Regions from separate parts of the Homo sapiens genome. Here region 1 is linked to region 2. Evidence: read pairs that join two places in POLR2A ChIA-PET (ENCODE). Cell type or tissue: A673. All regions are shown on one strand.

Evidence for each region. ChIA-PET counts read pairs that join two places held together with the same protein. Peaks named below come from ENCODE experiments on the same cell type or tissue, not always from the same donor. Only the 100,000 strongest peaks of a DNase experiment are listed, where the experiment ranks them.
Region 1: POLR2A ChIA-PET joins it to region 2 with 5 read pairs; 2 of 35 experiments call an interaction of 5 or more read pairs at or near these places.

The regions. Positions count from the first base shown.
Region 1 is chr4:112,906,539-112,911,538 of GRCh38, reverse strand. It overlaps a transcript of ANK2 not described here. Among named protein-coding and RNA genes, the nearest start is that of ANK2-AS1, 140 kb to the left of the region's middle. In A673, a CTCF peak has its summit at 1,003 (motif pointing left); DNase peaks (open chromatin) are centred at 928, 1,198 and 2,838; H3K4me3 peaks cover 919 bases; H3K27ac peaks cover 1,001 bases.
Region 2 is chr4:112,763,648-112,768,647 of GRCh38, reverse strand. It overlaps a transcript of ANK2 not described here. Among named protein-coding and RNA genes, the nearest start is that of MIR302CHG, 120 kb to the right of the region's middle. In A673, CTCF peaks have their summits at 2,029 (motif pointing left) and 2,847 (motif pointing right); DNase peaks (open chromatin) are centred at 2,007 and 2,857.

The sequences.
Region 1 (5,000 bases), 140 kb before region 2:
CCAGCTTGGGCAACATAGTGAGATATATCGCTCTGTTGCCCAGGCTGGAGTGCAGTGGTTCGATCTCCGCTCACTGCACGCTCCGCCTCCCAGGTTCACGCCATTCTCCTGCCTCAGCCTCCGGAGTATGAGGAAGTACAGGTGCCAACCACCACGCCCGGCTAATTTTTTGTATTTTTAGTAGAGACGGGGTTTCACCGTGTTAGCCAGGATGGCTAACTAGATTAGTTAACTATATCTCCTGACCTCGTGATCCGCCCGCCTCGGCCTCCCAAAGTGTTGAGATTACAGGCATGAGCCACTGCGCCCAGCCGAGATATACCATCTCTAAAAAAAAAAAAAAAAAAAAAGCACCATCTTGGCCAACATGGTGAAACCCCGTCTCTACTAAAGTCTCTACTAAAAATACAAAAATTAGCTGGGCATGGTGGCTCATGCCTGGAATCCCAGCTACTCGGGAGGCTGAGGCAGGAGAATTGCTTGAACCCGGGAGTCGGACGTTGCAGTGAGCTGAGATCGTGCCACTGCACTCCAGCCTGTCGACAGAGCGAGACTCCATCTAAAAAAAAAAAAAAAAAAAAGGCAAATAATAAACAAAAGTCTTCAAATTATAAACCAAATGGTTTGAGCTTCTGCCAATTATGATAAATTATTTTGGGAGCACAAATGGGTATTAAAAACTTTTTAAAAGAAGGCTAAATATAGAATTCTCTTTCAACATTTTTTTAAACATTGCCTCTAAAATCTCTTAATAGTTGTCTTCCAAATATTATCCTCTTTCTAAGGTAAAAAAGACAAAAGATAATTAGTTCCTCTGGAAGTCTCTATGTTTGCCTGATGGTACTGAGCAGAAATATGCATATTTGCAGATCTGCCAAGTGCAACCCATTTTGCTGGACAATTCCCAGTGCATTGAATCTCTGCCAAAAAAATAAGCTGGGTGTTGAAAGTTCCTTTTTATCCGTCTGCAGAATTTCACTTTCTCCCTCTGCTGGCTGCCACAGACCCCCTTTACAGATATTAGGTTTAGATGTGCAATGAAACACACATTTGTTCTCTTTAAGTTTTACGATAATGAATACTTCAGTACCCCTTTCTTATAAGTGTTTCTCTTTAGAGCAGCTCTCAGTAACGAGTTCACCATTCCCTGTGCAACTGAATAAAGCTTTTCTGTGACAGGTCCTTCCTATAAGATTTGCAACTCTTACCATTATTTAAAGAACTCAGAAGCACTTCTAAAAGCCGTAAGCATTTTACAATGTTTTCTTTGCACCACTGAACAGCCCCAGCTGAGGAAAGCAAAATGAAGCGGGCCAGATTCACGCTGAGGAGGGCATGATCTTTTCTGTGAGATCCGTATTTTCAGATTTAGTTCACTGATTAGGCTAAGTTCCTGTTTCTTTATATGTTTTGCCTCTAAGCATGTAAACGCAGATATTGGAGATCACTGTGATTCATATAAGTTTGTAGAAACTTATGCTTATTCTATTATTTATTTGTTTGCAAAATTTTAACACTAAAGAATATGGTTAATAATAATTAACACAAATTTTACTGTTGTAACCTTAATTAATTCTATGACCATCATAGTAACTATAATAGAGAATTACTAGCATTTCTAGAATTACAATTAATGTGTATGAATTAAATGGAGAAATTGTGGGAAAGGAAGAAAAAAATCTTTGCTTTGAAAAAAGTAAAAAAATGAATGAGCTCATTAGAACTTTGTTCACTTTTATCAGATACCAATACCTTCGACACAGTCTCTGCTATACATAGACTGACCACAAAATAAGGAATTGGTTCCAGGTAGGGTACAGAAACGCTCATCACAGAGTGAATACTTTTTCCCCAAAATTCAGTTCTTTTCTTTCAGAAAAATCCGTGCTACTTTGGTTTATTGAGTTTTCATTTTCATCTTTTTTCATATAAGGACAGAAAAGAGTTTTAATGTAGATTATAAACCATTTTAACCCAAAACAAAACAAAACAAAAAAATAGTAGGAAACAAAAGAGAATTATTTTCTGTGGTCACAAGAACTGCATATAAAATACAGTTACAGTAATACAAGGATAAGATATCTATTAAGTTTAGATGAGAGACTAGAAATCTCCCATTTGATTTGATGGTTAGAAACAATAAATGGATTAAGATTAACAAACTTAACTCTATCATTACTCCCAATTATGTATGTTCTTCAGGAAAAAGAATTCCAGAAAATACCAAGCTTCAGTTATCTAAATTTAAGCAAATTATGTTACAATTATTGACCAGAACAAAGGGTGAATATTCCATCACTTCAGGAAATGGCTCAAAGATTACACCTAGTTTACACAAGTAGATGGGAAATTAACACCACTGAAGTATACAAAAGATTTTTGGCATCACATGCAAACAGAAATATACAATTATCAATAATCACGTTAATGCAAGGTATTCTATTCCCCAGTATCTAAAAAGTTTAGTCTTCGCTATTTTCTTCCAGTCGTCCCAGTGGTCCTCCTAGGCCTTGAAAATAACTTTTAAAAACTTGAGACAAAATTTTATATCTGGTCCATATGATTTCATATTTAACCCTTTTAATTATTCTCATTTCCTTTTGTGATTTTCTTCTGTATAACTAGAACAAGATTTCATGTGCCATAGGTACAGATCTTAATGTGTGGTTCAGGGCTCTACAGCAGAATAGAAGATGGCAGGGACACTGGCCAGACTGAGCTGATTCACCTTCAGCAGGAAATGAGTTTTGGAATGAAAGCCAATCAATGCGCCAGACTTACAAAGTCAGGAAAACCATGGGGAGTCCTCAGCCAGCCAGAGATCTTCCTATCTGACCTCAATATTAACAGCTTTTGGTGGCATAAGTCCTAAGCCCTGCAGAGACAGTCCTCTAATCATTATAGTTTTTAGAGGGAAGGTTGAGAGGAAGTGACTAAACAGGAAGCAGGTTCTAAGGATATAAACCTTCATTGGACTCTCAAAGCCACTTTTTTCTCAGTGAGCCATTGCAGGTATTTGACTTGAGTAGCACTCTCTGATTTTGAAGACCAGCCCTTTTCTTGCTATGTCTCTCCAGTCTCAACTACATCTTATCCTAGCTGTCTGTTTGTTTGGTCTGACTTCACCAGCCCATTTTGGTCTTAAAATAAAATGATCTGGATCTGAATTTTGGCTCTGCCACATTTGCTGGTGATTTGCAGTATGAGTTTGACAAGTTACTTAACCTCTATGAGCCTCCATTTCATCAAATGTAAAACCAAGTTATAATATCCACCTCATTGCATTGCTGACTATTAACAATAACTCAAGTTAAACGGCCCTCTTTAATTTGTCTTTATAACTCTGTTAGCAAGTTCTTCATACTCCAGTTTAACCCTCTTTTAACCATTTCTTATATTGGCTTTTCTACCTTATCAATACTTTGCTTTCCAACATAAAAGTATGGTTTTCTTGAAAACTTCTATCCCATCTTTATGGATGTTTTCAGCCCTAGGCAAAGTCATACCCTAATGGAAAAGCAACATCCTGGTAACTCATACTACATGCTTTCATGGCTGCTCAATGTCAGGGCAGTTAATCCTCTCTGCCACAGTCATATGTCTATCCTTTGAGGATAACGAAGAACAGTTCTACTCATGAGCTTAGTGAAGGGCTCCACATTAACGAACTTTGGTAATCCTGGTCAGCAAAATTAATTAAAAGAAGGGCTTGGCTTTTCAAATCCCAGATTTGTAATATATTTAGCAGTGATTTTTGCTGAGCTTCCTTGATAAAATTAGTATATACTATCACTAAAATTATCAATATAAGGTAAGAATTTATACTTTAGGTTAAAGTAGATACTAACCTGCCTATTTTAATTGTAAAGAAAAAAATTATCCTCAAACAACAGTTAATTTATCTTAAGAATTTCATGTTTTGATGAAATTCAATATAGTTGTGATCACCTAGAATTGTACTTTTCAAACAATGTTCAATGGAGCCACCAGATTCAATGAGGATGTCTCAGGGGAACTTCCTGAAAGTAGGATGAGGAGGAGGGGAAAGAAGAGGGATAAGTGGGTGGGTTCCACATCCTGCATGCCCACTGTAATCAGAATAGTTCTCTTTGCTAATGCCAGATTTTATTTTTCAAAATGGTTTTGCAGCTAACAAAGAAAAAAATTTAAGTACCTGAACTAAAAGATCCCTTCAGTCTTACAAAGAGCTCTATGCCCTCAAGTAAACACTCCTAAAAGTCAAATGGGACACAGAAATTTAGAGTTTCTAGTTAAATGGACATATTAACCTTCTTATAATTCAAAGTCAGCAAACTGAAGTCTTTCATCTTCAGGGCCTGTTTAACACTTTCAGTCTAACTCTACTGTCCAAAGAATGCTTAGCAGAGCAGAAAGAATGTGCCTACCTAAGGACACCTGAGTAAGGACAGCAGGCTCTCTTCAGTCATGGCAAAAAGGACATATATTTTGTAGTGTTAAAGTAATCCTTTCTTCAAGGTCAAAAAGTGTTCTTAAATTTTGCCATGAAAATGCTCTTATTAGGACACATACCAAAACTGAGGACCTAAGAAAAGAAGAGTCAAATCTTTCTTATACCTTCCCTCAAAACAGATGATCCCTGATTTCTGATTTTTAGAGAGTAATATTCATGTACATAATACACTTATAAATTTAAGGAGTTTGATGATACTACAAATTCCCAGTCATCAATACTTGCCTAATCTAATATTGACCTCTCTCTCTCTCTCATTCTCCACAAACGATACTTCAATCCTTGCCCTTTTCCTCAAATCCTCATTAACTACTCTGGCCACATCTTCTTCACAGAGAAAATACAAATTTTTCTTGACATCCCCTTCAATTTTCCCTACCAAATCTACAAACCTATCTGTATCTGCACGCATCCTACAGAGATTGCCTTAGCTGTGTTGATGTGCATGTTGTCCTTCCCACTGGCTATAGGTAATCCCTCTTCCTAGACCACCTCCTCCATCACTTCC
Region 2 (5,000 bases):
AGGAACTTTGGGAAACACCATTTAAAGAGTAAGTAGAAAAACAGGTATTCTCTCCTGCTACAGGAGAAAATAAAATTACAACATATAATGAAAAAGCCGGGTGCGGTGGCTCATGCCTGTAGTCCTACCATTTTGGGAGGCCTCGGTGGGCGGATTGCTTGAGCCCAGAAGTGTGAGATCAGCCTGGGCAACATGGTGAAACTCCATCGCTACAAAAAATACAAAAATTAACTGGGCATGGTGGCATGAGCCTGTAGTCCCAGCTACTTGGGAGGCTGAGATGGGAAGATCTCTTGAGCCCAGGAGACAGAGGTTGTAGTGAGCCAAGATAGTGCCACTGCACTCCAGCCTGGGTGACAGAGTGAGACCTTATCTCAAAAAAATGAAAAAGACAATTCCAAGAAAGAAAGCATGAACAATAGTACCAAATGCTTCTGAGTTCAGTTGGGATGAGGACTGAAATGTATTTGACTATTGATTATGGAGTAATATCAATGTAAACATAAAGGACAATATATAAAGTGAAACACCCCCTCATGCCCACATGACCTTTCCTGTTAAACAACAGCCACTCAACAAATCTTGCATATCAACTTCGTCTTCCTATATTTCTTCTTCTTTTCCCTCTCCCTGTCTCCTTCTCCCTTTGTTTTCTCCTTCACCTGCCTTTCTAGCCATACTCTCTTCTTCCTCTGATTTTTTCCAGTAAAAGGCAGAGGGAGGTATTTCAGACTTGGGAGAGGATGAGAGAGATGGGAAAAGGTATCTCTGTAACAAGAATATTTGATTGCCTGAATCAGAAATCCCAGCCTTTTTGAGGCAATTAAGTCCTTTTTAAGTTAAAAAATGAGTTTCTCTTGGTATCTGCTAAATAACAGTGGCCAAAAATACTATTAATAGACATTTAATTTTTAACAACAGCAGCTACATACTCATAACATATATTCAGAGAGATAACATTGTCTATAAATATTATTTCCTGCTGCCCATTCACTTTCCCCATAGGCAAAGCCTAGCGGGCCTAGGGTACTGTCTGCACCATGTTTTATTATTTATTTATTTATTTATTTATTTATTTATTGAGACAGGGTCTCGCTCTGACACCCAGTGCCAGGCTGGAGTGCAGTGACACAATCTCAGCTCACTGCAACCTTGATCTCCTGCATTCAAGCGATTCTCCTGCTTCAGCCTCCCGAGTAGCTGGGACTACAGACACATGCCACCACACCCGGCTAATGTTTGTATTTTTAGTAGAGACGGGGTTTCACCATGTTGCCCAGGCTGGTCTCGAACTCCTGACCTCAAGTGATTTGCCCACCTCAGCCTCCCAAAGTTCTAGGATTACAAGCGTGAGCCACCGCGACTGGCAGAACATACTGTCTGCCCCTCATTTTAGAAGTCAGATTAAATTTAGCATTTTGATACATACTATCTTGAATTGCTCTGCAATTATTTTACTAGGAATTTGATAACAAAAGTAGGCCTTAAGAAATACCTGTGGAATTTAATTAAAGGATTCAGTTTTGTTTGGAATATCCCTTAGTTTCTAGTTTTGTGGTAAGAAAGAGATGATGCTTTACATCATAAGATATTCAAAATATATGAGCAATACTGTAAAATTACATTAAAATTACATTGCATAATTATACTTTTAAAATCTGTGCCTAGCACAGGTGACAGTGACTGAATGGATACTTTTGTGATATTTTGTAGAGTGATGGTTTGTACAGTGGAAATGTGTGTGGTTTGTTTCCTGCTCAGCATCCATTCCCTCTTCTGATAAAGGCATCTGGATCAGGTGGGCTAACTCAATTCCTGTCTTGGGTGAGGGAAAAGACACAATCCAGCCTGACCCACCAATGTACCCCATCTCATCAGGGCACAATGATTGGTTTAGAGACGCACAGATGTTGCAAATAACTCCGGTAAGATTAAAGTATGGGTTTAAACTGTTGAGTAAAGAGAATTATCTTTTCTGCTGGGCTTGAGGGTAGAGGGATATAAGCCTTGAGCTGCTGGGCGCCACCTTGAGGAGAAAGCCTTTCAGAAAGTGAAGTCAATACCCAGAGTAGAAAGTCAAAAAATTAAAGGAGATTAAGTATAGATAATACCACTTGACCCTCAGGATCCAGCAATTTCTGAAGGCAGATACCCCTGGACTTTTCAATTACATAATCCAGTATAAGCTGAATTTTTCTCACTTGTAATTAAAGGATTTCTAACAAAATAGTTAACTTTTGTGAATTTTTTTTTCTGGCAAAATAGTCTGCTTTACAAAAGTCAAATTTCAAAATGCATTCATTTATGCAACAAATTTTTTTTTTTTTTGAGACAGAGTCTTGCTCTGTGGCCAGGCTGGAGTGCAGTGGTGCGATCTCGGCTCACTGCAACCTCCGCCTCCCAGGTTCAAGCCTCAGCCTCCCAAGTAGCTGGGACTACAGGCGTGCACCACCACGCCCGGCTAATTTTTGTATTTTTAATAGAGATGGGGTTTCACCATATTGGCCAGGCTGGTCTCGAACTCCTGACCTCGGATCTGCCCACCTCAGCCTCCCAAAGTGCTGGAATTACAGGCATGAACCACTGTGCCCAGCTGCAACAAATATTTATTAAGCATCTACTACGTGCTGGTGTATCACATTGTGTCAGTCATGCTGAGAGTAAGTTAACTAGGATCGACTACATAGTGTTCCCAACCTAGGCACTATTAGCATTTTAGGTAAGATAATTCTTAGTTGTTGAGGATGATTCCAAGTGTGGCCTCTGGTCAATATATGCCAGTACAGCCCCCAGTCACTGTCACTGTGACAAACGAAAAATGTCACAAATTTTCAGAAGTTCCTCTAGGTGGCAGTACTATGCTGATGTAGAACAGTGAAGTTGGGGGAAAGACAGACCCTGACAACACAGAGTTAGGAATTTTAGAGCTCTCAGACATATACTATCTAAAAGACATGTCAGAAGTCCTGAACGGAAAAAAAAAAAAAAGCGGGGGAGGGGGGAGTTGTTCCAGAACACAGTGGTATGTAGTATTATAAGGTAAAAGGCAAGCAAGGGTTTTAATGAACTTAGAAGAGCTAAGTGAGTAGAAAGAAATCTTATAAAATATCACATGATTAAGGACAAACAAACAGAATGCTTGAGGCCACCTATAGCCAGAAGTGAGCTAAAACAAGCTAACAGTGAAATAGAGCTTTGATCCTACAAATTCAAAAGGGGACGTTCTGCAGGCAATTGGTTCTCCCTCTCAACAAGGCAAGGTCAAGGAAAGGTCATAAAAAAAGGGATGAGGAAGAGAACTGTTCAGATTAAAGAGGCCTAAGCAAACAACCAAAAGCAATGTGTGGACTTTACTTATATCCTGATTTGAACAATTTAGCTGTAAAGACATTCTAGGGACAATTGCGGATGTTTAAACACAGACTAGATCTTAGATGATATTAAGAAATTGTCACTTTTCTTTGATGTAGTTACATAGAAAAATGTTCATGTTTTTTGAGAGGTATATTCAGCATGAACAATTATGTCAAGCTGCTTAATATCTCAGTACCTCAATTTCATCAGTAGAGATAACAATTACTTCATACATTGTTGAGAAGATTGAGTTAATATTTATAAAGTGCTTAAAAGAATACCTAGCATTGCCGGGCACGGTGGCTCACGCCTGTAATCCCAGCACTTTGGGAGGCCAAGGTGGGTGGATCACCTGAGGTCAGGAGTTCAAGACCAGCCTGACCAACATGGAGAAACTCCGTCTCTACTAAAAATACAAAATTAGCCAGGGTGGTGGCACATGCCTGTAATCCCAGCTACTCGGGAGGCTGAGGCAGGAGAATCGCTTGAACCCCGGAGGTGGAGGTTGTGGTGAGCTGAGATCGTACCATTGCACTCCAGCCTGGGCAAAAAGAATGAAACTCCGTCTCAAAAAAAAAAAAAAAAAGATAACTTTTCAAGGAGACCAGTTACAAAATACAAAGGAAAGGCAATAAATAATACAAAGAAATTGGACCAGGTACGGTGGCTCACACCTGTAATCCCAGCACTTTGGGAGGCCGAGGCCGAGGTGGGTAGATCACCTGAGGTCAGAAGTTCAAGACCAGCCTGGTCAACATGGTGAAACCCCATCTCTACTAAATATACAAAAATTAGCCAGGCTTGGTGGCGGGCACCTATAATCCCAGCTACTTGGGAGGCTGAGGCAGGAGAATCATTTGAACCCAGGAGGCAGAGGTTGCAATGAGCCGAGATCGGGCCATTGCGTTCCAGCCTGGACAACAAGAACGAAACTTCTTCTCAAAAAAAAAATACAGAGAGCATCAGAACAGAAAGATAGATTAGCGAATAGAAAAGAGATCAATGGGACGAAAAAATGGTGGAAGGAAAAATAATCATGAAAGCCAGAGGGGGCCGGGCGCAGTGGCTCATGCCTATAATCTCAACACTTTAGGAGGCCGATGCAGGCGGATCACAAGGTCAGGAGTTCAAGACCAGCCTGGCCAAGATGGTGAAACCCCGTCTCTACTAAAAATACAAAAAAATTAGCCTGGCATGGTGGCGGGCCCCTGCAATCCCAGCTACTAAGGAGGCTGAGGCAGAGAATTGCTTGAACCAGGGAGGCGGAGGTTGCAGTGAGCCAAGATGGCACCACTGCACTCCAGCCTGGACGACAGAGCCAGACTCCCTCTCAAAACAAAAAGCCAGAAAGAACATATGTGGGAATTATGTTAAACTTTAAGTGTGAGAGAGATGTGAGTGAGAGATCCAAGGAGAGATATAGGACAACCAGGAGGTACCATTCCCCAAATAAGCCAATGAAAATGCTACATATGGTCGGGCACGGTAGCTCACGCCTGTAATCCCAGCACTTTGGGAGGCCGAGGCGGGCGGATCACGAGGTCAGGAGATCAAGACCACAGTGAAACCCCGTCTCTACTAAAAATACAAAAAAATTAGTCGGGCCCCGTGGCGGGCGCCTGTAGTCCCAGCTACTACAGAGGTTG